Linked DNA regions of Homo sapiens: region 1 is linked to region 2. The links are chromatin loops, found by intact Hi-C in ENCODE. Cell type or tissue: endothelial cell of umbilical vein. All regions are shown on one strand. Links, peaks and the distances in the headings refer to the core of each region. The heading gives the core; the rest is flanking DNA.

Region 1 (13,362 bases), core at 195-5,194, 350 kb after region 2:
CTGAACAGTCAGTTAGAATTGACTTGGGAGCTGTGCTGGGTCGGCCCTGGGGATGGTGGGACCGACGTGGCTCACACTTCACAGCCCGGGCCCCTCAATCCCTGGCCAGACGTTCAGGGGTTCTTGGTCACCAGGATACGGAAGTGAGCAGAGCACAGAAGTGCCGTCCTTAGGGGCAGCCCGGTGCTCCCGGCAGCGCCTTTGTCCCCAGCTGCAGCTCTTTTGAGCTCAGGAGTGGCATGACTGACTGGTGTTTCTTTTTCCTTCCAACCCTCCTGCTTAAACCCTGAAGACTGCGGACGACGCGGACGATGCTGCTGGACACAAAAGTTTCATCTCCGCCACGGTGCAGACGGGGTTCTGCGACTGGAGCGCCCGCTATTTTGCCCAGCCCGTCATGAAGGTGCGCCCGGGGTGTGGGGTTCAGAGTAGAGTCCTAGCGAACATGTGTCTGTCCCACTTCTTTGAGCATAAACGCTCAAGGCTTGTGGCTGTGGGAGCGTCCCATTGTGGTCGTGGTAGTGATGGTCACGGTTGAGGTAGAACCGCAGAAGAAACAAACTTCACTTACCTTCCTGTCGCCAAACGAAAAGAGAAAACCTGCCTCGCTGGAGCTTCCCAGTGTGACAGGTGTCACTTTGCCTTAACTGACAGGGTCACCACAGGCCTTCCCACTCCCTAATGGTGAGGATCACTCGAGGCCCATCCCAAGGCCACGCTTGCGTGGCTCCGAGGTCTGGGGACTGTTAGACGCAGCCTGCTGCAGCCAATCCTAGCGCATTTGGGGTTACACCACAAGACCATCTCTGAGGCTCAACCCTGACACAGCCCTAACAAGCGCCGTGTGCTGTGGACGCAGTGGCTGTGTTCCTGCAGGCTGGGGCAGGGCGGCGGCTCTCGGCCTCTTCGAGGAATGGGGCGGGAGCTGCTTTGTCAGCACAGTCCCAGTGCTCATCTCTCTGCCAGGGCCCAGCAGGGACTCGTGGAGATTTTCTATAAATCTAAAGTGCATTCTGAGCAAACCTGCCTCTTCCCTCATATATAATTGAAAGCTGAAACTCTCAGCTTATTCTCGATTGTATATCAAGCTTGCGTCTTAGTCATCTCTGTGAATGGTATTTGGACCCCATGACAGCTCAGTCCCTGTGGTCCTGTCTTCATAGTGAATGCTGATTTCTGTTCATAAAAACAGAACCATCAGGCAGCCCCTGAGGCAGGCAAGCCATGAAGCTTGAACTACGGAGCCCCTTTACTGCAAAGAGAGAGGAGTTCGCCTCCCTCTTCTCACATGAACCTGGGTGGACAGTGGCCTGGCTGTTCTAGAAAGCGTCTTGCCGGGAAGCATCAAACGCCTTAAATAGCCGTTCCCTTTGACCCAGTCATGAATCTGCTAAAATACTGTCTTGAGAAAATAATCAGAGATGTAGATGACTTCCGTGTTGTTTCTAAGAACGAAAATTGAGATTCACTTAAATGTCCACAGAGGGTGAATAGTTAAAAAGTTATGAAATATTTGATGAGATATTATTGGAGCTACTGAAAAGTTAAACATTAAAAATAGTGTCCTAAGGAAGCGCTCATGACAACATTCCTTAAAAAGAAAAAATGCAAAATGCAGACCAAGAAGCCAGATTTACAGAACAATCACAGCCGTGCTTCTCATACAGACACAGATGTGCATACGACGGAGACCAGCAGAGCCCGCTCCTAACTAGAGATTCGCAAATGGCGCCACCCACGACTGCACTGAATTGGGCTTCTTTTGTGCCTCTTCTGCAGTTTCTACACTAAGCACGAAGCACCTTTAGAGTCGGGGGAAAAGAATCAAAGAAACAAACCCCAGGAGATCATTGAGGCTGGTGGATTCAGTCCTAGTCAGAAGCCCCTCACCAGGCCCACCTGCTGGGCTCACCGCTGCTTACCTGCGGGTGGCATGAGGGTGGCGGCCCCTGCAGACAGAGGGAAGTGCCCCTTCCCATCACTAGGAGGCTTCTGGTTAGGAAAGGAAAGCATACACAAATCCTGGAATTGGATGCAGGAAGCAGGAGCCACCCAAACTCTGAGTGAGCCAGAGCTGGGAGGTGGCTGGACACTGTGCCAGGGGTGCCAGGCCGTCCTCTAGAACTGCGGCCCAGTCTGTTGAAAAGTCAATGGAATTTAGTCTAATGTTAACAAGCTTGGTGTCCTTGATGCGGTCTCGTGCTTAAGGCAGACAAGGTCAGGCGACTAAGAAACCCACATGGTCTGGTCTTCGCTCTTGCTGGGATGGCAGTGGCTGTACATGTTGGTAATTTCTTGGTGTGATAACGAGAGGCTTTTCTTGAAGTCCTTGAAAAATGCCTATTCTCAGTCATCTATCCTATGATGAAAGAGGAATGGCATAGATAATCCAAAACTCATTGCTCTTAAACTTAAAAATGAATTTGACTTTTCCCCAAAGGATTTGCTTTCCTTTCCTAAGCATTTTTAAGTACACAGCAGCTGATTGCAGGAGGAAGTTCCCCAGAGGCATGTGGAAGGCCGTGTGTGTGTCTGTCTGTCTGTCTGTCTGTCTGTCTCTATGTGTGTGTGTGTATCCCTGTGTCTGTCTGTGTGATGTGTGTGTGTATCTCTGTATGTGTGTATGTGTATCTCGTGTGTGTGTCTGTGTGTTTCTGTGTGTCTGTGTGTGTGTGTCTATTTGTTCCGGTGTGTGCAAGCCCCAAGCCAGCGTCTCCTCTCCCTTTCTTCAGATTAGCAGCCCCTCCTCCGCCTGCCCTCATCTCCTCCATTTGCACATCTGAGAATTCCCGCCCGCACGGAGGAGCTGGAGGGTGTCAGCCTTGTGGTCTGGCCCTGCCAGCAGGTCCTGCTGTGTGGACACTGCAGAGGAGATTAGTCCAAGGGGATCCATGTAGGAGCTGCCATCACACAGGAGGTTGATCAGGAAACGGTTGCTGAATGAGTAAATGATTGTCTTCCTCTGCCCCTGCCAAGTATTTGAAAACAAATGCTCACTTGGTTGTCGTTGAAACAACAGGCTCTGGGTGTCATGATGGAAAAGAGCGCCGTGTTGTGGTCGGCGTCGTCTGTAACTCCTGATAGCAACTGCAGTCTTAGGAGTGTCTTTAACATTAGAGACCTTTTCCAAACTTCAGAAGAGGAAGCAGGACGTGTTTTCTCTTGTTTAAAAAAAAAATTGTTTTCCTACTTTTTCTAGGTGGTATTCATAAAGGTATTCTTTTACTGATTTAATTCATCATCTAATGACATTTGTGTAACGAGCTGCATTAGGAACTTCTTGTTATTAGCCTGCTTCACATGTAAACTAAAAATAGCTCTAAGGCTAGGATTGAACCTAAAAAAGAACAGAAGAACTGCAAACCCGAAACTGCTTCAAGGTATATAAGAAACTAAAACAGTTACCAGGTCACAAAATAATGACCAGTTTACACTGACATGCAACTAGCGATTAGCAGGATGAGCATCCAAGGACACCGTGGTAAGGACAGCGTCTGCTAACGTTTTTATTAGTTCACCGTCAGATTTCGTACAGGTCCGTATGACTAGAAAGAGCCGTGTTCTGTCTGCGGCTCACCTTTGATTGGTGAAGCAACCTCCTTTCTTCCCATGTTGGTTTACGGAGCTCGTGTCTACATTAGAAACCACAAAAGAATATTAAAAATGGTCTGCCGTGTGCTTAAGAAAGAAAAAGATGTATTGAATTGTGTTCTGATTACAAAAGTCATACAACTTTTTTCTTCTCTCAGTTGGAAGGTTTCAAAAATTGATTCTATCCAGAGAATCAATCCCTACAAGGCTGTAGGGGCATGTGAACTCTCAGACACTGTTGGTGGGTGGGTCCAGTACTCCCTTTGCTTAGGGCAATTAAGCAGTAACTGTCAGGATTAGAAAAGGGTATACCTGCAAAGCCAGCAATCCTGCTAGGAGGCATATATTCTTAAAAACCACTAATATACATGTCCATGAAAGGGTTCTGCCCGGAGATGTTCATGATAACATGATTTGTAATGGGAAAAAGTTGAAAAGAATCACTTAGTAGGAGAGTTAATTTAAAATGATGGATCCATGGGTTAGAATACTATACAACCATTAAAATTCTTTAAGTTGTATCTTTCTATGAGGACTTGGTTGGATGTCCTTGATCCAAAAGGTAAAATAATCAAATTGTACAAAATGCTTGCACGAGCTCTGTGCTTCTGTAGACTGGAACAAGCACGGGAGGAGGCTTGGCCAGTTACACAGCAGGCTGGCCACACAGTGACTTCTAGAAGGTGGAGTTGGAGCCAGGCAAGGGGACTGTTCTTTTTTTCATCATTTACTTCTGGATGATTTGAATTTTTTAGAAAGAACAGTTATTAGTTTTGCAATTTAAAACAGACTAAAATACCATTTTTAATTATAAAAAGCTTTAAGAGTCGATACGCTGTTGGGAGGCATCACACGCAGAACCCAGTTTATTTCACACAGCCCTTAAAGCTACAGTGGGGATTTCCGTTTGGCGGCTCCGCAGAGCATGGGGATCTTGTTTTGCCCTGAGAGCATCTGCTCCTCTAGGGTGGATGCGGAAGCTGCACTGCCCGTCATCAGATCTGCGGCTGTGCAGCTGGGGTTTCAGTGCACCATTAGAAACTCAGGCAGTGAAGGAGCGACTTGAGATGGCCATAGTCCCCACGCAGGGTTCCCTCCCAGCACTGGGGTTGCCCTGCCTGCATGGCTTCCGGTCCCGCTTTTCTCACTATGCAGTGAACATTGAGCATCCTGTCATAGATTCTCCCACAAAAATGACTTTTTCTGTTTTGTTTTGTTTTTCTCCTCTGAGAATGACACTCTGTGTGACATTCTTTATATAAACCTGCAGCAGGCAGAGCCTGAGAAGTCCCCTCGTGCCACCCTCAGCTCAGTTCATCCTTGGCTCATCCTCGGCTCATCCTCAGCTCATCCCTGGCTCATCCCCAGCTCATCCTCAGTTCAGTTCAGCTCATCCTCATCCCCAGCTCATCCCCAGCGCATCCTCAACTCATCCCCAGCTCATCCTCAACTCATCCCCAGCTGCTCCTCAGCTCATCCCCAGCTCAGCTCATCCCCAGCTCATGCCCAGCTCATCCCCAGCTCATGCCCAGCTCATCCCCAGCTCATCCTCAGCTCATCCCCAGCTCATCCTCAGCTCAGCTCATCCCCAGCTCATCCTCAGCTCATCCCCTGCTCATCCTTAGCTCATCTTCAGCTCATCCCCAGCTCAGCTCAGCTCATCCTCAGCTCATCCTCAGCTCATCCCCAGCTCATCCTCAGCTCATCCCCAGCTCAGCTCAGCTCATTCTCAGCTCATCCCCAGCTCATCCTCAGCTCATCCTCATCCCCAGCTCATCCTCAGCTCATCCCCAGCTCATCCCCAGCTCATCCCCAGCTCATCCCCAGCTCATCCTCAGCTCATCTTCAGCTTATCCACTTCAGTCTGCTGTGGGCTTCACCCGCCTCAGGAGGACAGCTGGCTCCACCCCAGCTGCAGCTTCTAAAATGGGTGCTTCCTGTTCTTTCCTGGAAAGTTCAGAAGGAAAGCAAATGGATAGGTCGATTCCCCTCCAGGAAGACCAGAATAGAATAAGTCGTTGGTTTTGGATGGAAGCTGCGTGAAGAACACACTTGGTGGGTGGAAGTGGGAGACGTAGCTTCTCTGACTTTGTTTCCACTCAGCCACCACCAGCTGGACTCTGGTGCTCGCAGTCTCCGAGGCAGCAGGACAGCTTCCTCCCACAGCTGGGGCAGGGACCGTGCAGTGCCATTCTGCTCACCTTTCTCCACACTTGGCTGTAGTGCCAGCGCCTGTCTGGTAAATTACTGCTGAGTGTTAAACAGTCAGGGGTCAGGTTTATCAGCCAAGTCAGACAGGCTTGTTTTAGAGAACACTGTGATTATTCAGTGTTGTTTAAATTAAATACGTGGTTATTCTAACCGTGCATTCTTAGAGAGTTTCATCCTGGTTTTGCTTGGCTGCACGTGCAGAGGGTCCTGTGGGCAGTTCCTTCGGCCTCAAGCGTATGGGAAATATTGCTCTGGTAAAAGCCGCAGCCTGGTTCCACCTCCGCCTGCAGACAGCTGGAAAGAGCACCACTCCCACCTTGGAAATAAGAAAAGGGCAGAAAAGCTATAAAATTCTGACTTTTCCTGAACTCATCAGAGAGCTGAGGTGGCAGGGGAAGTGAGTTGCCCAGCAGGGAAGGGAAGAGGTGCCTCCAAGGAGAGCCGGACCATGAGCACCAGTTCCCTGCAGCAGAGCAGAAGGGGCCAGCAGGGAGAAATGCTCACCTGAAATTGGCAGTGGTTTGCGCAAGGCTAAACCTGGACCAATGGAGAATCTCAAACCTTTGGGAGCCACAGGCTGCACAGGCCATGGACGTCCACTGGGCCCTCACCCAGAAGATTGAGGTGGGACACGAGAAGAGCCCCTCAGAGGTGTGGGCCCGCAGCAGGCTCTCCTGTGCTGCTCCCCACAGAACATAACCTGCAGCTCCTGATGAAAGACAGCAAACCCTGTCGCCCCCAGAGCACAGGCGAAGACCCACTGCCACAGAAGAACTGCAAAAGAAAACCTTCCATCTCCAGCAGGGCGAGGACCTGCCACGTGTGGCACACTGCAGGGAGCAGGACAGAGTCACTGAGAAGGTTCCACCCTGAGACCCAGAGACACAGGCCCTGCCTCAGTCAGAGTCTGGGCTAGAGCAACAGAGAGCCCTTCGGACCCTTCCAACAGGCTAGCAGGCTCCAGGCAGCAGGCACAGCAGTCGAGCTGTAGCAGGGGCACAGGAGCATAGAGAGAGAAGCCCCCCAAGGTGCAGACACACGAGGAAAGCCAAAAACCAAGGGAGGGTGGGGTGGGAACCCTGGCAAAAACCCTCCCGAAACCCAGGCCCTGCTTGAAGCATGAGGTAGTGTGAGAGGAATCCGAAGCTGGCCACATGCTGAGTGTCACCATGGCAACAGTAAAACCCAAGCCCATTTCAGTGCCTCGCTAGATTGACTGAACTCTTTAACAGTCTAGTAATAGAGGCACACCCATTTCCAGGCATGCATATATATATATATATATACACCTTAGTCTCTGCTGTTCTACACATGAAGTCTGGAATTCATTCAGAAATTAGGAGAGGCTGGGCATGGTGGCTCACACCTGTTATCCCAGCACTTTGGAAGGCCAAGACAAGAGGATCACTTGAGCCCAGGAGTTCAAGACTAGCCTTGGCAACGCAGCAAGACCTCATGTCTACTAAAAAGAACAAAGGAAAAGTATGAGATGCCCCCAAAAATATAAGACAAACACGCCTGCCATCAAGAGACAAAGCAGAGAAAGACCCAAGGGCAACCCAGATGTTGGAACTATCAGAGATGGAGTGGAAATAACCAAGATTAATATGACCTAAAGGCATTGACAGCAAAGGTAGACAACAAACATGAACAGATGAGGGATTTCAGCAGAGAGTTGGACACTAAGAAAGAGTCAAGTGAATGCCCCCCAGAGGCCTATCTGTGACCTCAAATAGCCAAGGAAAAAAATCAGTGAATTTAAAGACAGGTCTATAGAAAGTACCCAAAATGAAGCACAAAGACTACAAAGAGTGGGAAAAAAACAAACAGGATTGCAGATCATCTGAGAGCTTCAGGACAGTACAAAGCAGTCCAACATCTAACCACAGATCCAGCAAAGATCCCAAATCATGGTATATACAGACACACACATGCACGTGCACACACACATATACACACACAGCTGGACACATATCTAAGCCACCACAAACCAAAGATAAAGAGAAAACCTTGAAGACCTCTGGAGCAAAAGGACACATTACTTACAGGGGAACAAGGACAAGAATCACCACAGACTTCTCATTAGAAACTGTGTAAGACAGAGATAGTCCAGTAATATCTTTAAAGTGCTGAAAGAAACTGTCAACCTAGAATTCTGTACACACAAAAATATCTTTCCCAAAAGAAGGTAACAAGACAAACATATCCTCTCTTGCCACTTGTCTTCAACACTGAACTGGAAATTATAGCCAGGGAAGTTAGGCGAGCAAAAGAAATAAAACATATCATATTGGAAAGAAGAATAAAGCCATCTCTGTTCACAGATGACATGATCCTGAATATTGAAAATCATTCAAAATCCATTTTAATAGAGTATCAGAACTTAAAAACCAATGCAGCAGTATTGTACCCACAAGCTCAATATCCAGTAACCATTTGTATCAGAATCCCCTACACTAGTAATGAAAACCCTAAAAATGCAATCAAGAAAACACTTTCATTTATAATCATAGCAAAAATAATAAAATGCTTAAGAATAAACCTAGTAAAAGAAATGTAAGACTTGTACTGAAACATTATTGAATGATACTAAAGAAGACTTAAATAAAGGGAAAGAAATCACACATTCATAGGTCAGAAGACTAACATTAAGTTGGCAGAACTCCCCAAATAGCTCTACAGATTCAGCACCATCCCTGGCAGCCTTTTTTGCAAAAATTGACAAGCTGATACTAAAATTTGTATGGCAATATAAGGGACCCAGAATAACAAAAGAAAAATGTAAGAGACAAACATACTGAACAACTCACGCTTCCTGATTTCAAAACTTACTACATAGCTGCACTAATTAAGATACCATGGCATTGGCTTAAGAGCAGACATATAGGTCAATGGATTTGAATTGAGAGCCCAGAAATATACCTTCCGTCACTGCTTTATGCCTATAAACTCTACAATTTAGGCGAGATAGACAAATTCCTTGGAAGAGATTACTACCCAGCGTCATTTGATAGCAAAGAGATAACCTGAATAGTTCCTGTCTATTAAAGAAAATGAAGTTTTCTTGCTTTGTTTTGTTTGAGATGGGGTCTCATTCTGTTGCCCAGGCTGGGGTTCAGCGGTGCAATACCTTCCATCACTACTTTATGTCCATAAAACTCTAAAATTTAGATGAAATAGACAAATTCCTTGGAAGAGATTACTACCAAACGTCATTCAGTAGCAAAGAGATAACCTGAATAGTTCCTGTCTATTAAAGGAAATGAAGTTTTCTTGCTTTGTTTTGTTTCAGATGGGGTCTCATTCTGTTGCCCAGGCTGGGGTTCAGCGGTGCAATACCTTCCATCACTACTTTATGTGCATAAACTCTAAAATTTAGATGAAATAGACAAATTCCTTGGAAGAGATTACTACCAAACGTCATTCAATAGCAAAGAGATAACCTGAATAGTTCCTGTCTATTAAAGAAAATGAAGTTTTCTTGTTTTGTTTTGTTTGAGATGGGGTCTCATTCTGTTGCCCAGGCTGGGGTTCAGCGGTGTGATCATTGATCTTTGCAACCTCAATCTCCTGGACTCGAGAGACCCTCCCACCTCTTCCTCCCCAGGAGCTGGGACTACAGGCATGCACCACCAGACACAGCGAATTTTGAAATTGTTTACAGAGATGGGGACTCGCTATGTTGCTCAGACTGGTCTCAAACTTCTGGGCTCAAGCAGCCACCTCAGCCTCTCAAAGTGCTGGGATTATGGATGTGAGCCACTGCATCTAGCCAAGAAAATGAGTTTTTAACTAAAAACTCAACACAGAAAACTTCTGACCCAGAAAGTTTCGCTGGCAACTGTACCAAACCTTTAAGGAGGAAATAATACCACTTCTGCACAACCTGTCACAGAAAATTAAAAGGAGTGAACACTTCCCAACTCAGTATATGAAGGCAGCATTTTTCTGATATCAAAACCAAAGATATCACAAGAATAAAAAACACAGATTCCCAAGTCCTCAGCATCGTATTAACAAGCTCCAGCCAGGCACAGTGGCTCATGCCTGTAATCCAGCACTTTAGGAGGCCAAGGCAAGGAGGATCGCTTGAGTCCAAGAGTTCAAGACCAGCCTGGGCAGCACTGCAAGACCCTGTCTCAAAAAAAAAAAAAAAGGCATTATACAAAAATCAGTTGTATTTCCATATGAGCAATTGGACATTGAAATTTAACATCAGTACCATTCAAAATAGCACCAAAATACATGAAATACTTAAGTATAAATCTTTTTTCAAAATATGTGAAAGATATGTATTCTGAAAAATATAAAACACTGATGAAAGAAATGAAAAGGTCTAAGTAAATGGAGACCATGCTCCTGGTTTAGAAGACTCAATAATATTAAGATTCCAGTTCTCCCTAAATTGATACATAGATCAATGCAACCCCAATCAAAACCCCAATAGGATTTTTTTTGGTAAAAATAGAGAAGTTTATTCTAAAATTTATGGGGAAAAGGAAACTAAAATAACCAGAACAATTTTGAACTAGAAGAACAAAGTTAGAAGCCTCACACTATCTTATTTCAAGACTTGCTATAAAAAAAGTAATCAAGATGGTGTGGGATTGGTGAAAGGTTAGATGCGTAGATCAATGGAACAGAATAGAGAGCCCAGAAATTGGTCTACACAAATATGTTCAATTGATTTTCAACAAAGGTGCAAAAACAATTCAATTCAATGGAGAAAGGATACTCTTTTCAACCATTGGTACTGGAGCAATTAACAACCAGTTGTCAAAAAAAATAAAAAGAAGAACCTCGATCAGTACTTCACACCTTATACAACAATTAACTCAGAGTGAATCATAGCCCTAAGTGTGAAACCTAAAACTATAAAACTTCTAGAAGGAAACAGAAAAAAAAATATTTCTGACCTTGTAGGTTAGGCAATGTCTTCTTTAATAAGATGCAAAAAGTACAAGTCAAAAAAGAAAAAAACGATAAGTTGGGCTTCATCAAAATTAAAAACTGCTTTTTAAAGACAGTTAAGAAAATGAAAAGACAAGTCACAGACAGAGCGAAAATTATAAAACACGTAAGATTAAGATCTTGTGGCTGTTATACATAACCCTCAAAATTCCATGATAAAGGAAATAAGCAGCCCAATTAAAAAACAGTGGCGAAAGATTTTACAGACACCCCACCAAAGAAGATATACAGGTGGCAAATAAGGACATGGAATGATGCTCATTGTTAAGGATCTTAATCACGGGAAAGTACGGACCCCTGCAGTGAGATCCCACTACACACCTGTTAGAATGTCTCGAATCTTAAAATCTACCAAGTGTTGGCAAGGGACACGGAGCATCTGAAACCCTCATTCTTGGCTACTGCAACTACAAGATGCTACAGACACCTTGGAAAAGGTTGTCAGTTTCTTACAAAGTTAAACGTATGCCTACCATGCAACCTAACCATTCTACTCCTGGATATTCACCAAGAGAAGTGAAAACATGTTCATTCAGAAACCTGTATGTGAATGTTTATAGTGACTGTATTCATAGTCACCAAAAACTGGAAACAACCCAAGTTTCCTTCACCTCGTAAAGAGAGAAGCTGATACAACCATACAATGAAAGACTCATCAGAACAATATTTAAATAAACTATTGATAAACGCAGTGGCACAGATGCATCTCAAGTGTATCATGCTAAATGGAAGAAGCTGCTCAAAAGACTGTATCCTGTATGATCCATGTATACAACATTCCAGGGAAGGCAAAACTGTGTGGAACTGTTCTATATCTTCCACATTTATCAAAACTCCGCCTGTACCTACAGAGGGCGAAATTCACTGTACGTAAGTTACATCTTCATCAACCTCATGTTGCGGGGAGAAGAAACTCTTTTCCCTCTTGTGCTGAAGTCACATGAAAGATGATGTAAATGCCTTGTTGAGGAGTGAACGTGCATAGCAAGCTCCGAGCTTCATTCAGAGCTTCTCCCCCCTCCACAGCTTGGCGATTTGTGGTAACACAAAGGCTGTGTCCTTGGACGTAATGTACACGAGACACTGGCAGAATCAAATCACCTCTGTTGCCTGTGGACTCACGACGCACACCACTACCTCTTCCGCCTCTTCCTCTGCTGCCTCTGTCCACGGAGGGGACTTTATTGTTCAGTGGGGAGGGGATAGTTTGTTGCTAAACCGTGGGGAAAATAATAAAAAGCGTCAAGGGGAAAAGCACATCACAGAGGCAAATTTGCCCTCACTTCAGGTCATCAGGAGCTAAGCGGGTGGAGAGGGAGGGAGCTGGCAGTGTGAGCGTTTAATGTGTTAGCGATCTTTTCCCATGGGTGCCTCTCCCCTTTTGCCTTCACCCAAGTCTTTCTCAATCTTGATAGTCATGTACCTGTTTTGAATTTTATCCCCTGCACCTTGAACCTTTCTAAATTCAGAGGGATTGAAGATAAGACTCAGCTCTAAGGCTCCCAGATTCCCCGGATAAGAATTTATCCCAAAACTGCCCCAAACTGCTGCTTTCCCGTAAGTCTTCTGGGGAACCTCTAATCTCCCTTTATTCCTGAGCCCCAGGTTTTTCTTTGCAACAGGAAAGGAGTTGTGTTTCATTGGCTTTCAGCTGAAGCCTCTGTGGGAGGCTTCAGAATCGTAATTGGTTTCTGTCTGAGTGGAAGCCAAGAGGTACAGGAGTGTCAAGATCCTCATCATGTAACAGGATCAGCGGCACCCACAGCCTCCAGGAGCTCTGTTTACAGGGAGGCTCAGCCTGCACTGGGCCTGGGCCCTTTTTTACTGAAAAGCCTTTATTCAGCCTGAAGAGAAACAGGTGGAGAGGAGGCGACAGAGCCGATGATGAAGAGCTGCGGTGTCATTTGCTGCCTCCGTGCTGAGCGGCGGTCACATCCTAGTTTCCCAGGGTGGGTGCCCGCATCTTCCACGGCATCTCTGCCTTCCCCTGGCCTCTCCATCCACCGCTCTCCCTCCTGCCTCACGCCGCACCTCCACTTCTGCCCATGCTTGTCCTGTGACCCTCGTGGTCATAGCTGGTTGTCCTGACACAGACACTTGGGGTGGTTCCGGAACCGCGTCCCGTTCAGAAAGTCTCTTCCCAGCCCAGCAAGGGCTGTAAAGGAAGGCTGTGGGCTCTCTCCTAGAGCTCAGATTAGGGAAGTGGCGGCCCCTACCCCTACAGGCAGAAGCCCCTGGGCCGGGAGAGGGCCCTTGCAGTGCCGTGGCAACAGGACAAGTGTGGGGCCCCCTGAAACCCCTCAGCTCCTGTCTCCGGGCGTCCTGTGCCCCTCCCTGTTCTGGCATGGGCCCCCTCTCAACCTTGCAGTCGTCTTTGTTGTCTTTGGAGCTGAGGCTCTGAAGCCGCCCCATTTCTACCCCCCACGTCTGGATTCTTTGCCTGAGCTCAGGCCCAGGACCATAGAGTGCCGGGCCAAGGAGCTGGAATTCCCATCAGTTCCTCTCCCTTCCCACTCGAAAGTTCCTTCTAGACTCTTCCTCTAATTTATTCCCAGAGAAGCCCGAGTCTCATTAAAGTGCAATGTCTCT
Region 2 (15,216 bases), core at 5,921-10,920:
AAAAACTTCTGCATGATTATTTTAGTGTTAGTTTAAACAGCAACAACAAAATATTACCCTTATGATATGTTCTCTATTAGCTTATTAGCTGTACCTCTTTTTTTTTTTGAGACAGAGTCTCACTCCATCACCCAGGCTGGAGTCCAATGGCATGATCTCGGCTCACTGCAACCTCTGTCTCCCAGGCTCAAGCGATTCTCATGCCTCAGCCTCTCGAGTAGCTGGGATTACAGATGCATGCCACCACATCTGGCTAATTTTAGTATTTTTAGTACAGACAGGGTTTCATCACGTTGGCCAGGCTGGTCTTGAACTCCTGACCTCAAGTGATCCACCTGCCTCAGCCTCTCAAAGTACTGGGATTACAGGTGTGAGCCACCATGCCCAACCTATACCTTTTTGTTTTATTTTATTTTTTTTTTTGGTGGTGGTTCTAAGATTTTCAATATTACATCTTTAAGTTATCACAGTGTACCTTCAAATGATATTATGCCACTTCACATGTAATATAAGAACCTTATAGAAGAAGGGTGTACTGCTCTCCCCCGTCCTTTTGCTATCAATGTCATACATTTTATTTCCACACATTTTAAACCCCACAGTACATTGTTATTACTTAAAAAAGGTCTGGCCGGGCGCGGTGGCTCACGCCTGTAATCCCAGCACTTTGGGAGGCCGAGGCAGGCAGATCACGAGGTCAGGAGTTCAAGACCAGCCTGGTCAACATGGTGAACCCTGTCTCTACTAAAAATACAAAAAAAATTAGCCGGGCATGGTGGCGGGCGCCTATAATCCCAGCTACTTGGAAGGCCAAGGCAGGAGAATTGCTTGAACCCGGGAGGCGGAGGTTGCAGCGAGCCGAGATCGCGCCACTGCCCTCCAGCCTGGGTGACAGAGTGAGACTCTGTATCAAAAAATAAATAAAATAAATAAATAAATAAATAAATAAATAAAAGTCCATTATCTTAGAAATAAATTTTAAAATAAGAATATCTCTTATATTAACCCACATATTTCTATTTATTTTTTCTTTTTTTTTATTCTGAGACAGAGTCTCACTCTGTTGCTTCGTCTGGAGTGCAGTGGTGTGATCTTGGCTCACTGCAACATCTGCCTCCCGGGTTCAAGCAATTTTCGTGCCTCAGCCTCCCAAGAAGATGGGACTACAGGCATGCGCTACTATGCCCAGCTAATTTTTTTGTGTTTTTAGTAGAGATGGGATCTTGCCATGTTGACCAGGCTGGTCTCGAACTCCTGGCCTCAAGCAGTCTGCCTGCCTCAGCCTCCCAAAGTGTTAGGATTACAGGAATGAGCCACTGCACCCAGCCCACATATTTCTGTTTCTAGGCTTCATTCCTTTTATAGCTCTGAGCTTGAATCTGGTATATTTTCCTTCAGTCTGAAGAACTTTAACTTTGCTTATAGTACTGGTATTTTGGTCACATGTTTTCTCAGCTTTTGTTTGTCTGAGGTTGTCCTTATTTCACCTTTATGCTCCTAGCACTTTAAGGATGTTCTGTTGTCTCAGGCTTGTCTTGTTCCTGAAGTCTGCTGTTGGTCTTACTTTTGTTCTCTAGTATGTAATATTCTTTTTCTCCTCCAGCTACTTTAAAGATGTTTTTGTCATTGGAATTTAGCAGTTTGATTACAATGTACCTTGGTGTAGTTTTCTTTGTGATTAGCCTGCTTATGGTTTGTTGACATTCTTGGATCTGTAGGATTATACTTTTCACCAAAATTTTGGAAAATGTACTGCCATTATTTTTCCAGTTTTCCTATCTCTCCCCTTGTTCCTCCTCAATCTTCCAGAGCTCTATTTACATTTATTTTAGATGCTAGATATTGTCCCACTGAGGATCCCCATTCCCTCCATCTTTTTTTCCTCTGTGATTCAGTTGAATTGTTTCTGTTGCAATGTCTTCGCGTTCTCTCATCTATTCTTCTATAGTATCTAACATGCTCTTTATTTTATTGTTACAGAGACAGGAGGATCTCACTATGTTGCCCAGGCTGGTCTTGAACTCCTGGGCTGAAGTGACCTCCCATGGTGTCAGGATTACAGGTGTGAGCTGCAATGCCCAGCCCTACCATGCTCTTAAGCCAACTCATCCGATGTATTTCAAAATTTCAGATGCTATTTTTTTTCTTTAAAAGTTCCATTTGGATTTCTTTCTTCGTATTCATGCTCTCTTTTAAATCCTTGAACAAATTTGTAATATTGTTTTAAAAATCTTATCTGTTATTTCCTCGTCACTCTCATTTTTGGGTCTAGATGGACTGACTTTCTTGTGGTTGTGGATCAGGCTTTCCTGCTTTTTCTTACCTCTAGTAATTTCTGATTGGATGCTGGACATAGGGAGTGTTACGTTGTTGAGCATCTGCGTTTTGTTTTCTGCATTTAAACAGTGTTGAGTTTTGTTCTGGCAGGAAGTTAGTTTACTTGTAGATCAGCTGCCTTCTTATAGGGCTTGTTTGCTGTCTTTTAAAAACAGGTCTAGGCCGGGCGTGGTGGCTCACGCTTGTAATCCCAGCACTTTGGGAGGCTGAGGCAGGAGAATCGCTTGAACCCGGGAGGTGGAGGTTGCTGTGAGCCGAGGTTGTGCCATTGTACTCCAGCCTGGGCAACAGAGCGAGACTCTGTCTCAAAAAAATGAATGAATGAATGAATGAATAAATAAATAAAAGCAGGTCTAGGTCAGGATTGGAAAACTATGGCCCCTTGCTTGTTTTTATAAATAAAGTCTTCTGGAACACAGTCCCATTGTTTGTGGATGGTCTATGTTGATTTCATGTGACAGTGGTAAAGTTGAGAAGTTGAGGCAAAATCTATATGTCCCACAAAGCCTAAAGTATTTATTATCTGCCCCTTTACAGCAGGAAATTTGGTGACCCCTAGTCTAGAGAAGCCTTTACTTTTGGTCTAGTTTAGCCCTGTGCCTAACGTTGTGGCCTTTCTGAGTCTCCGTGAGGGTCGTGGGTGCTTCATGAGGTCCCTTAATTCTTCCTCGTTGGAGCTTGAATGTTTCTCACCCTGCTCCGCTTCTCCTGCCCCTGTGGCTGCTCTTTGCCTGGCCTCCTGGAGTCTCACCAGCAGCACGCCCTGCCTTGCCTTCAGGCAGGGACTCAAGGAGCCCAGCTCCGTTTCTGCCTCCTCCGTGTGGCTGTCTCCTCCTTGTTACTCTGCCGCTCTCATTCTGGCTGCTGTGGCCATCATGAACTCAGACCTCTCTCTCCTCAGCTCAGTGACTGTCACGGTCTGCATGGGCCCCTGTCTCCATGCAGAAAGCTCCTGTGTCACGGGGCACACCTCATTTGTCTTCCCGCTCAGGGACCACGTTCCTGTATGACTCGTTGTTCAATGCCTGAAGAAGTGTTTTATGTATTGTGTTCAGTTTTCTAGTTGTGTATGGTGGGAGGGCTAGGCTGTTCCTACTTAGTCCATCTTTTCCTGGAAGTGGTAGTCCCCCCAAGTATGATATAGAAGGGGCAAATGAAAGAAAGTGCCAGATAGATGAATGATGCGTGACGGGATCACCTTTTATTAAGTAGGTTAGAGTAGCTGATGGTTGATTTTTTTATTTTTATTTTTTATCTTTTTGAGACAGAGTCTCACTCTGTCACCCAGGCTGGAGTGCAATGGTGCAGTCTCGGCTCACTGCAACCTCCGCCTCCTGGGTTTAAGCGATTCTCCTGCCTCAGCCTCCGGAACATCTGGGACTACGGGTATCCACCACCATGCCTGGCTAATTTTTGTATTTTTAGTAGAGATGGGGTTTTACCATGTTGGCCAGGCTGGTCTCAAACTCCTGACCTCAAGTGATCTGCCTGCCTCGGCCTCCCAAAGTGCTGGGATTACAGGCGTGAGCTACCATGCTGGGCCTGATGGTTGATTCTTTACAGTGAATAAGTTGTTATGTATTAATGAGTTGTTCTTTCACTGAACCTAATTATCCCCCCCAGTGGAGTTTCACTTTCCAACTTACACACAGCATTAATATTTAAGATTACATTGGTGTATCACATTAATAGTACAGATTAAAGTTTGGAAGAGTTCAGCTTTCATGATCCCTAGACAACTAATTTGCAAGGCTAGATTTAGAGTTTCTCCTTTCTCTGATAGAAACATTTGCATTTCACTTGGGCTTTATAACGCCAGGTAGGTCAGAGGTTGAAACTGAAATAATTGTTAAACACGTAAGAGGATTTAAGGATAAAATCCTCCCCTGTTTTGGTGTTACAGATCTAAATTGGGCACTCAGTCATGTAGTGCCAGAGTGCGGGATTTGGCTGGCTACCTTAAAGGTTTAGTTAATTATACAGAAATCCTCTTTCAGTGTTAATCATTGTTCATGTCCTATAGAAAATGGTCTAATTGTTCTTTTCATTTAGCTATTTTGTTTAAGAAGGTCCTTTCTAGTCTGATTTGATTTCTTTCTTTTTTGAAATTAGGAAGTAAAGAATACAGAAAACATCTATTTACAATTCCATCAGTATTTATAAAAACATCTGTGTGCCCCCAGCCCAGTCAAGATATAGAATATTTCAGTACCCTAGGACTTCTTTATGTGTTGCACCTTGATCCCAGTTACTCCTTTTCTTAAAGAGGCAAATACTTTTCTTCCTTTTGTTGGCAATAATTATCTCTTCACTTTTCTTTTGAGATCGGGTCTCATTCTGTCTCCCAGACTGGAGTGCGGTGGTGTGATCATAGCTCACTGCAGCCTCGACCTCCTGGGCTCAATTGATCCTCTCACCTCAGCTTCCCGGGTAACTGAGACTGCAGGTGCACACCACCACACCAAGCTAATTTTTGCATTTTTTGTAGAGACAGGGCTTCACCGTGTTGTCCAGGCTCCTCTCAAACTCCTGAGCTCAAGCAATCTGCCTGCCTTGGCCTCCCAAAGTGCTGGGATTATAGGCATGAGCCACTATGCCCAGCCTCTTCACTTTTCTTAATGGTTTTCCTACCTGTGCGTCTCTAAAAGTTGTACTTGCGTTTTCGTGTGTTGCTTCTTTTCTCAGTATCGTATTGATAAGAATCAGGTGGTTGAGAAAAACATTTAGGTATGCTGTAGGGATAGAGTAACTATTTTAAATTCTTTTAAACAAAAAAATCAGGTGCTTGAATATATGTTGTTTACTTCTATGTAATATCTCATTTCATGTGTACATCACAATTTACTTATCCATTCTACTGCTGAACAATGTTGAAATTAGCATTACATATTTATTTTAGAGACTGCGTCTCACTCTGTCACCCAGGTGGGAGTGCAGTGGCACCATCACGGCTCACTGCAGCCTTGACCTCCCACGGTCAGGTGATCTTCCCACCTCAGCCTCCCAAGTAGCCAGGACTACAGGCAGGTGCCATCATGCCTGGCTAATTTTTCTTTGTATTTTTTTGTAGAGATGGGGTTTTGCCATGTTTCCCAGGCTGGTCTCGAACTCCTGGGACAAATGAGCATTCTTATATATTCTGGTACACCTAAGCAGGCATAGGATATAAGATAATTATATATTTTCTTCTTTTTTTTAAAAAAATGCCTGTTCAAGTCTTTTGCCCAGTTTTCTGTTGAGTTGTGTTTTTCTTACTGATTTTAGGAGCTTTTATATATTTTGAATATGTATTATAAATACCTCCCAGCCTGGGCAACATAGTGAAACCCCATCTCTCAAAAACAAACAAACAAAAAAAGTAGCCGGGCATGGTGGTGCACACCTGCAGTCTCAGCTACTTGGGAGGCTGAGGCAGGAGGATGGCTTGATCCCAGCAGTTCCAGGCTGCAGTGAGTCGAGATCGCACCAGCACACTCCAGCCTGGGTGACAGAGTGAGACCCTCTCTCTAAAAAACCAAAACCAAAAACAAATCTCAAAATCTTTCCACTCGGAGGCTTGTTTTTTCATGTTCCTTATGGGGTCTTTTGACATTCTCCATTTTAATATGGTCTGATAATCAGTCTGTTCCTTTAAAGGTTGGTGCTTTTTTTGCATCTTATTTAGGAACTCTCTTTCTCCCTTGATGGCATGAAGTTAATCTGTATTATCTGTTAAGGCTTTATGCTTTTTCTTTCCTGTTTAAGTTTTGTATAAACTTTGTGTATGGTTTAAGGTGGGGATCTAGTTTCCCATGTGGATATCTAGTTGTCTTAGTAGATTTTTGTGAAAAGCTCATCCTTCTTCCTCAGTTGCAGTGCTCTGTCGTAGGCCAAGTAGGTCTGTTTGGGACTTGCTGTTTATCCCATTGATCTGCTGGTGTCATTGGTCAGCCCTAGCACCACTCTGTCTGCTTTAATTACTAGGGCTTTATAAAAAATGTGTGAAGGAAGCACTTGTTTTTCTTGAGAATGTCTTGGCTATTCTTGTTCTTTTGTTCTTCATATAGGTTTAACAATTAGCTTGACGAGTTCAAAGAAAGAAAATTTGGGGGGTATTTGATTGGGATTGCACTGAGCCTATACATCAATTTGGACAGATTTGATATCTTTTCAGAATTGAGACTTCTGGTCCACACACATGGCATATCTCTTATTTAGATAGGTCTTCTTTAATTTCCCTGAATTAAGTTATATGCTTTTCCCTGTAGAGGTGTTGCCCATCTTTTGTTGGAATTCTTTTAAGTACTTGATATTATTTTGATGCTGTCCTAAGAGGCAACTTTAAAAAATTTAAGTTTTTAGCCTGTTATTTGGTAGGTATATAAGAGTAAAAATTATTTTTTATATTGCTTTATATGCAGCATTCATGATATCTCCATGTCATCAGGAGCCCTGGCAGCCATGCACACAGCTTCCTGCCCCCTTGATCCTGAAGAGTGTGTAAGGCTGCTGGGGATCGGATGCAGTTATGTAAGGGGTGTGGATGCAGAGGAGCCAGCCGTGGTTTCATGCTGGTCTTGAGTGTCATTCTAATCATGAGGCCACCTTACACCCCTCTACTCCAGGACATCCCACAGATCAGAAGGCTCATGGGAACCCAGATGGAGAACCAGCTCCTAGCACTGGCCTTCCCCATTTATCTTAACTGGTGCATTTCCAGGGCAGCAGGGCTGCAAGAGTCAGCCCTACAGCTGTCTGCCCACATGCCTGGGTCGGGGGAAGTTTTGGGCTTCATGTCAATTCTTGAGTTCCCGAGAGTTCGTGTCCAGGTTGGGAATAACTTGTCCCACAAATGCCTGGTAGAACTTGCCCATAAGGTCATGTAATCCGAAAGTGTTGTTTGTAAAAAAATTTTTAAAGTTCTGATTTAAGCTTTTAAGATGGTTTTTTTTTTCTTTTTTCTTTTTTTTTTTTTTTTTGAGACGGAGTCTCGCTCTGTCGCCCAGGCCGGACTGCGGACTGCAGTGGCGCAATCTCGGCTCACTGCAAGCTCCGCTTCCCGGGTTCACGCCATTCTCCTGCCTCAGCCTCCCGAGTAGCTGGGACTACAGGCGCCCGCCACCGCGCCCGGCTAATTTTTTGTATTTTTTTAGTAGAGACGGGGTTTCACCTTGTTAGCCAGGATGGTCTCGATCTCCTGACCTCATGATCCACCCGCCTCAGCCTCCCAAAGTGCTGGGATTACAGGCGTGAGCCACCGCGCCCGGCCGGTTTTTTTTTTCTTTTTGAGTCAGTTTTGGCAAGTTACATTTTAAGAAGACTTTGTCTATTTCATCTAGGTTTCAAATTTATAGGCATAAAGTTGTTTGTAACATCCTCTTGTGATCTTTTTAAAGTCAATGGGACTGTAGTAATGTTTCCTTTTTATTCCTGACATTGAGATTTGTGCGTCCACTCTTTTTTGTTGTTGTTTTTTTGAGACAAGATCTTGCTTTGTCACCCAGGCTGGAGTGCAGTGGTGCGATCATGGCTCACTGCAGCTTTGAACTCCTGAGCTCAAGCGGTCTTCCCCGCTTAGCCTCCCAAGTAGCTGGGACTACAGATGTGTGCCACCAAGCCCAGCTTATTTAATTTTTTTTTTTTTTTTTGTAGAGACAGGGTCTTCTTATGTTTCTTAGGCTCATCTTGAACTCCTTGGCCTCGAGTGATCCTCCTGCCCTGGCCTCCCAAAGTGCTGGGATTACGGATGTGAGCCACCATGCCTGGCCCCCTAGTTTATTTTATATCTTATTATTTCCTTTTTTCTACTTTCCTTGGGTTTGTTTTATTACCTTTTCCGCCATTCTTGAGGGGGAGATTCTTGAGATGAGTACTTACCTTATTAGTTTTCAGCCATTTGTCTTTTCTAGTGTATGCACTTAGCATTTAGAAATGTAAATGCTTAATGGCATTCAACAAGTAGTAGTTTTTAAAAATATATTTATGTATTTCAGAGACGAGGTCTCCCTGTGTTACCCAGGCTGGTCTTGAATCCTGGCTCCTTCCGCCTTGGCCTCCCAAAGTGCTGGGATTATAGGCATGAGCCACCATGCCTGGCTGGATATACAGTATTTTTGTTCAGTTCAAATTATTCTCTAAATTTTATTTTGACTTGATCAATTTATTATTTAAAAGTGTTGTAATTTTTAAACATAGAAGACTTTTTCTAGGATTTATTTTTGATTTCTTAATTGCATTTTGATCAGTAGACGTCTGTCAGCAGGGCAGTAGCAGGTGCACCGCACGTCTGTAGGGGGAGCCATCCACACCGTTGCCATGTGCGAATGGCGCCCCCTCGTGTTGTGGATGGTGTAGGTTGCACCGCTGTGTGCACACGTGTGCATACATGCATGCACACGCTTGGAATTTCAGCTGCTCTGTCCCTTATAGGCCCGTGCGTGGTCAGTTTTTGTAAATGTTCCCTGTGTACTTGAACACGATGCGTGTCTACAGCTGTTGGTGCCACCTTTTATACGTGTCCATTAAGTCAAATATTTTATTTGTGGTGTACAAATCATTTACACTTTACTGATTTTTTTGACTGTTTCTATCAGTAACAGAGAGGTGTATTAACACTTCTCACCATCATTGTAAATATGTCTATTCTCCTTATTAGACATATTTAGATAGAATTCTCTGCCCATTTGTGCTTCATTTATATTTTGAGGCCATATTGTTGTAAAACTGTTGTATCTTCCTGGTAAATTGGAGTCTATATTGTTGTAAAGTGACTCTTTATCCCTAATAAAACTTTTTGCCTTACAGTCTGTTTTGTCTCAGGATAGTTACACCAGTTTTCTCTTGGTTAGTGTCAGTCTTGTTTATTTGTCCTTTTATATAAGTCAACACTTCTGTAGCCTTGTATTTTTCATATGTCTCCTATAAACAGCTTGTAGTTGGATTAAAACAGATCAGTCTGATGATTTTTGTCTTTCAGTTGGAGCACTTAGTCTACTTACAGCCATTGGGGCCTAAATCTGCCATCTCTTTTGTGCTTTCTATTTGTCCTTCCTGTAATGTTTTTTTAAATGCCTTTTTATAGATTGAAAATATTTAATTTCTTCCCTTTTACTATTTTTGAAGCAGTGCACTGTTTTTCTCTTGTAATGGTTTCTTAGAAATTACAGTAGGAATACTGAAAAAAGTACAACGTCCGTCATGACCTTTATTCTTTTCTTAGACAACCCAAGACTTAGGAAATTATTTAATCCGTTTGTTTCTTGTATGTGAGTATTGCTGTGTACAGTATTTTATTTTTAACATCCCAAGTTACCATCCTTGTTTTCGGCAGTCATTGTTCTTTCAGGCTGATGCACATGCTTTTGACTCTTCGCTCTCCTTTCCTTTAGCGTCTCAGAACTTTCCTATGGGGCCACCTACTTTGACTGAAAGACTTCAGAATTCTTTTCTCATGACGGTCTACTGATGCCACATTCACTTCGTTAGTCTGAAAATATCTTTTTTGTTTGTGTGTTTTTGTTTTTTTGAGACAGGGTCTCGCTCTGTTATCCAGGCTAGAGTAAAGTGGCATGACCTTGGCTCACTGCAACCTCCACCTCCTGGGTTCAAGCCATCCTCCCAACTCAGACTGTTGTGTAGCTGGGACAGCAGGTGTGTACCACCACACCCAGCTAATTTTTGTATTTTTTGTAGAGACGGGGTTTTGCCCTGTGGCCCAGGCTTGTCTCGAACTCATGGGCTCAGGCGATCCACATACCTTGGCCTCCCAAAATGCTGGGATTACAGGCGTGAGCTCCCATGCCTGGCCTCTGAAAATGTCTTTATTCAGTCATAATTCTTTTTTTTTTTTTTTGAGATGAAGCTTCGCTCTTTTTGCCCAGGCTGGAGTGCAGTGGCACGATCTCAGCTCGCTGCAACCTCTGCCTCCCAGGTTCAAATGATTCTCCAGCCTCATCCTCCCAAGTAGCTGAAATTACAGGCATGCACCACCATGTCTGGCTAATTTTGTATTTTTAGTAGAGATGGGTTTCACCGTGTTGGTCAGGCTAATCTTGAACTCCTGACCTCAGGCAATCCATCTGAACTGGCCTCCCAAAGTGCTGTGATTATAGGCATGAGCCACCACACCCGGCCTCAGTTGTCATTCTTGAAAGGTATTTTTCCTAGGGATGGAATTCTAGAGTGATGTTTTCTTTTAGACTTTGAGGACAGCTGGGACCTACAGGTGCATGCCACCACACCTGGCAAGTTTTACATTTTTTTTATAGAGCTAGGGTCTTCCTATGTGGCCCAGGCTTGTCTTGAACTGCTGGGCTCAAGCAGTCCCCCTGCCTCGGCCTCCCAAAATGCTGGCATTAGAGGCGTGAGCCATTGCGCCTGACTCTCCAGCTTATTTACAGTCCTTTCCACGGAAGTCACTGAAGAATTGGATAAGTGTACAGTCTATACTTTTCATCAAGCAATAGATAAAGAGGTAGCAGCAGGGTGTCATGGCCAGGGTGTCAAACTGTGTGGAAGCTGCAGTCCAGCTCTGGAGCTGGGCTTCATGCCCATCTCCAGTGCCATTCTCTTCGAAGGGCCTTGGACCTGCAGCCTTCCTGGAGGGAGAGGGTGAATAGCCAAGATGCAGAATGGGCTTTCTTTGTAATCTGGAAGACCTACGCTTAATGAAGCAGTGTCAGTTTGAACACTTCTTAGGCTTATGCAAACATGTTTAGGTTATTTTAGCTGATTGAAGGCAAAATATGGCCTGACGCTGTGATGTGCGGCGCAGTCAAATGCGTCAGACCCTGGCTGTGTTCACAGAGTGCAGCATCCAGACTGAGGGCGGAGATAGCCTCTCTGCTCATGAGCTGTCTCTAAAGAAGCGCCCTCTTTAAAAAGATTGCACGTTACATTGGAATTTATTCAAGGTGCGTGGCTGAGATAGTGAAGGGATGCAAACCGTCATCTGAGGAACTTAAGTCAGGGAGCTGGGTTGTTTAGTGTGGAGTAAAGGATCTTTCATGAGTGAGTGGTTGGGGGGGTGGTACATTTCACTCCAGATGTCAACAGTCATTGCGATGTTGGCACTGCTTTGGTCCTGAGTTTCAAGGGAGGAAATTGAAGGCTTGAGAGGTGAAGTAATTTGCAGAAGGTCCCCTGAACTCAGGCCTGACTGTCTCCAAAGTGGCGTGTCAGCTGAGGGAACACAGGGTATCTTGCAGTCGTGATTTCTGATCAACACAAGCTGTCCAGCTTCCCAACATGGCCAAACAACAGGACAGACGTGGCTGCTTTCCGTGGGCTCTGTTGCTTCTGATTTATGTGTGTCTTTTCTCTTTGAGTTGAAGCATTAGAAGGTGTATCCACCAAGATCCAGTAAAGAAGACAGAAAACACACCAGGTATCTCAACCAAGCGGATTTAGGTGGGGAACTGGTTTTACAGGCTTTCGAGGGGCTGAAAGGGCCAAAAGGAAACCTTGACTGAGACGGTAACTACAGGAGGCAGGTGCTGCTGCTAGGGCTGGGGGAACAAATAGAAGAGGCTGGAGTTACTTAAATCTAGATGGCTAGAGAAGGGACCCAGTGAGCTGGGGCTTGGGCCACTGAGGTAGGGACACAGCCTGGCGCTTGCTGGCACCGCTGCTAAGTGCACAGTGCAGGGGCCTGGGAGCAGAAGGAAGCAGGAGGGCATGGGGGCGGCCGGCAGCTGGGAAGGGAACCATCCTCCCTCCTCGCCTGCCAGCCTCCCTGGAGGGTGCTGGACAGGTTTGAACTTCATGTGGTAGCAGTAATTTTAAGGTTTTGTTTTGTCCCCTTGCAACTCTCCTTACTTGCTTTGTCCCCTTGCAACTTATAACTACCTTACACAGGTACTCTGCATTGGTACTCTGCACAGGTACTCGGGGTTATTATTTACATATGGGATCTGAGCCTCCTGTGCTTTGCCCGAGTTAGGGCCTCAAGGACTTTGTGGATCCCTTCCTGATCTTTTATTTATTTATTTGTTTATTTATTTATTTATTTATTTTGAGATGGAGTTTCGCTCTTGTTGCCCAGGCTGGAGTGCAATGGTGCGATCTCGGCTCACCGCAACCTCCGCCTCCCGGGTTCAAGCGATTCTTCTGCCTCAGCCCCCTGAGTAGCTGGGATTACAGGCATGCACCACCACTCTGGCTAATTTTGTATTTTTAGTAGAGGCAGGGTTTCTCCATGTTGGTCAGGCTGGTTTCGAACTCCCGACCTCAGGTGATCCGCCTGCCTCAGCCTCCCAAAGTGCTGGGATCATAGGCGTGAGCCACCATGCCCGGCCCTTCCTGATCTTTATGGCAAGAGGTTTTTGCCACAACAACACTTCACACCTGACTGAAGCCCAGAGAAGCCCACGTCACGATGGCTGGAGGCAAGGAAGAGGATCTAGTCTTTTCTCTCTCCCAGAGGCGGGAGCCTTATGTCCACATCACTGTGAGCCTGCTGGCCTTGCCCAAGGACTATTCTTTTAAACTAAGAGAGTAAATTAAGATATTTCCGAGGGGTCTGGGATCCATGTAAATGAAAAAGTTCAACCTTTTTTGTAAGCCATGTTCTTAAAAATCTGCATGTGGGGTAGTTAAGTGTCACTTACTAGAGTCGAGGATTTCAGCGCAGGTCTTTTTGAAGTTCTGAGATGAACTTCTCCTCCTCTTTATACTTCTCATTCCAAGGATGCTGAGTGTGGGATTATTCCTGATGCAGTGCTGCCTAGGGAGAGGAGCCTCAGCACGGCATCTATCATGGGCTGCTTTGCTTCTGTATTTAGAAAGAGAACTAGAATTTTAAAATAATTGACTTACAACTACTTAGAAAAGAAAGGGCCAAATACTATGTGCAATCATGGCTTCCTCACGGTCAGGCATGTTTCCTGATCTCATCTCCTTTTTCAGGAGACTCTTTGGAAATACATGCATATATTTCATTATTGGGAATTACCAATAATTTAACCACTTTTGTGCTATTAGACATTTAGGTTGCTTCTGATTTTTTAATATTATAACTCATGTTATGATGAGACAGTGTATAAATCTTTGTTCAGATTTCTGGTTATTTTCTCAGTATGGTTTCTGGAAGTGATAGAAATAACTGGATAAATAATAAATAACCTTTAGGGGAATTGGCACGTTTTGCAAAATTGCTGTTTGGGAAGTTTGTCCCATTTTATGTGCCCGCTCGTGGGGTCTGAGGGAGGCTTTTTCCTGGCTCGGCTGCCAGCCCTGGGCATTGCCATTTGAAAATACCTTTGCAATTAAGTAGACGCTTGACCGTTTCATTGTTTTAATTATACTTTTCGATTATTAGTGTAGTTGAGTATTTTTACATATGTTTATGGGTCAGTTTCATTATGTTTAATTGTTTATGCCCTTCGTCCACTTGTAAGTAAAACAGTGAAGAGTGACCCGTGTGGGGTTTTTTGTGTTTTGTTTTGGAGACAGGGTCCCACTCCGTTGCCTGGGGTGGAGTGCAGTGGCATAATCACAGTTCGCTGTAGCCTCGAACTCCTCAGCTCCAGCAATCTTCCCACCTCAGCCTCCCGAGTAGCTGGGACCACAGGTGCATGCCACCATACCCGGCTAATTTTTTATTTTTATTTTTTGTAGATACGGGGTCTCCCTATGTTGCCTAGGCTGGTCTCAAACTTCTGAGCTAAAGTGATCCTCCCATCTCAGCCTCCTAAAGTGCTGGGGTTGCAGGCATGAGCCACCATGCCTAGCCTGTGTGGCCTTTCATACTAGGTGAATCTGTGGCCACCCACATCCTGAGAATTGTTTTGTTCCTCTTCCAACCTAGAGGAAGGTCCCCTTGGAAGTGTGGCTTGGGGCTCTGTGATTGAACCTTTCCTATTCATCATTTTCGTCAGTGTGTTGGATACAGATTTGGAAGGCGTGATTACTGAGTGCTGATGATATAAAGCTGGGAAGGACAGGTACTAATGTAGATGAAAGACTCGTGATTTACTCCAATCTTGAAAGGATGACATGCTGGCAGATTGTGGTAAAATATAACAGAGATACTTTGAAAGTCCTGCATTTAGTCTTCCCTTTCTCTCCCTTGCTCCCTTCCTCCCTTGCTTTCTTTCTTCCTTCCTTCCTTCCCCCTTTATTTGTCCCATCAATTGCGTAAATGCAGGTAAACATTTAGCCATTCCTGTGAAAGCCGCTGTGTATGTGGTGGCCTTAATCATTGTCCATTTTTGGGCCTGTGGATCCCTGTTATTCTCTGCAGTGGAGACTGCACATCGGGCCAGTGCATGCCTGCTATTCTCTGCAGTGGAGACCGCACATCAGGCCAGTGCATGCCTGCTATTCTCTGCAGTGGATACCGCACATCGGGCCAGTGCATGCCTGCTATTCTCTGCAGTGGAGACCGCACATCGGGCCAGTGCATGCCTGCTATTCTCTGCAGTGGAGACCGCACATCGGGCCAGTGCATGCCTGCTATTCTCTGCAGTGGAGACTGCACATCGGGCCAGTGCATGCCTGTTATTCTCTGCAGTGGAGACTGCACATTGGGCCAGTGCATGCCTGCTATTCTCTGCAGTGGATACTGCACATCGGGCCTGTGGATCCCTGTTATTCTCTGCAGTGGAGACTGCTCATGGAGCATCTGATTTTCTTCTGGACCTTCTATTTTGAGCTGCATTCACAGAGCACACCTGAGAAATGGTGGCCAAGGGGAGTGATCTAGGACCCTGAGAAACCTGGAAGCAGCTCCCCTTAGGGAGAGTTGCAGAGGGCTGGGGATGTTGAAGGAGAGAGAAGGCTCTGGAGGAACTTGGATACTCCTTTCCAGGCTGAGAAGTGCTGCCCTGGGCACTAGAGAGGGAGAGCTCTGGCCATGGCTTCTGAGGGCCAGCTGCAAGTGGACACTGCCATGGGACAAAC

The links. Hi-C counts contacts between places; a loop is a spot of excess contacts. Peaks named below come from ENCODE experiments on the same cell type or tissue, not always from the same donor. Only the 100,000 strongest peaks of a DNase experiment are listed, where the experiment ranks them.
Region 1: it touches region 2 in a loop (10-fold over the local background); 2 of 110 quality-filtered maps call a loop at or near these places.

Annotation. Positions count from the first base shown.
Region 1 is chr17:80,925,078-80,938,439 of GRCh38, forward strand. RPTOR (regulatory associated protein of MTOR complex 1) reads left to right here. Exons shown (of 34, transcript NM_020761.3): 24 at 293-403. Among named protein-coding and RNA genes, the nearest start is that of CHMP6, 60 kb to the right of the region's middle. In endothelial cell of umbilical vein, for the core only: a CTCF peak has its summit at 3,047; a DNase peak (open chromatin) is centred at 2,964; H3K27ac peaks cover 1,516 bases.
Region 2 is chr17:80,566,881-80,582,096 of GRCh38, forward strand. The region is part of intron 1 of RPTOR (regulatory associated protein of MTOR complex 1); the gene reads left to right. It overlaps LOC105371922 (a long non-coding RNA gene), which reads right to left. Exons shown (of 5, transcript XR_007065932.1): 2 at 12,924-13,087. Among named protein-coding and RNA genes, the nearest start is that of RPTOR, 30 kb to the left of the region's middle. RefSeq lists an enhancer at 8,469-8,763. In endothelial cell of umbilical vein, for the core only: a CTCF peak has its summit at 8,608 (motif pointing left); a DNase peak (open chromatin) is centred at 8,641.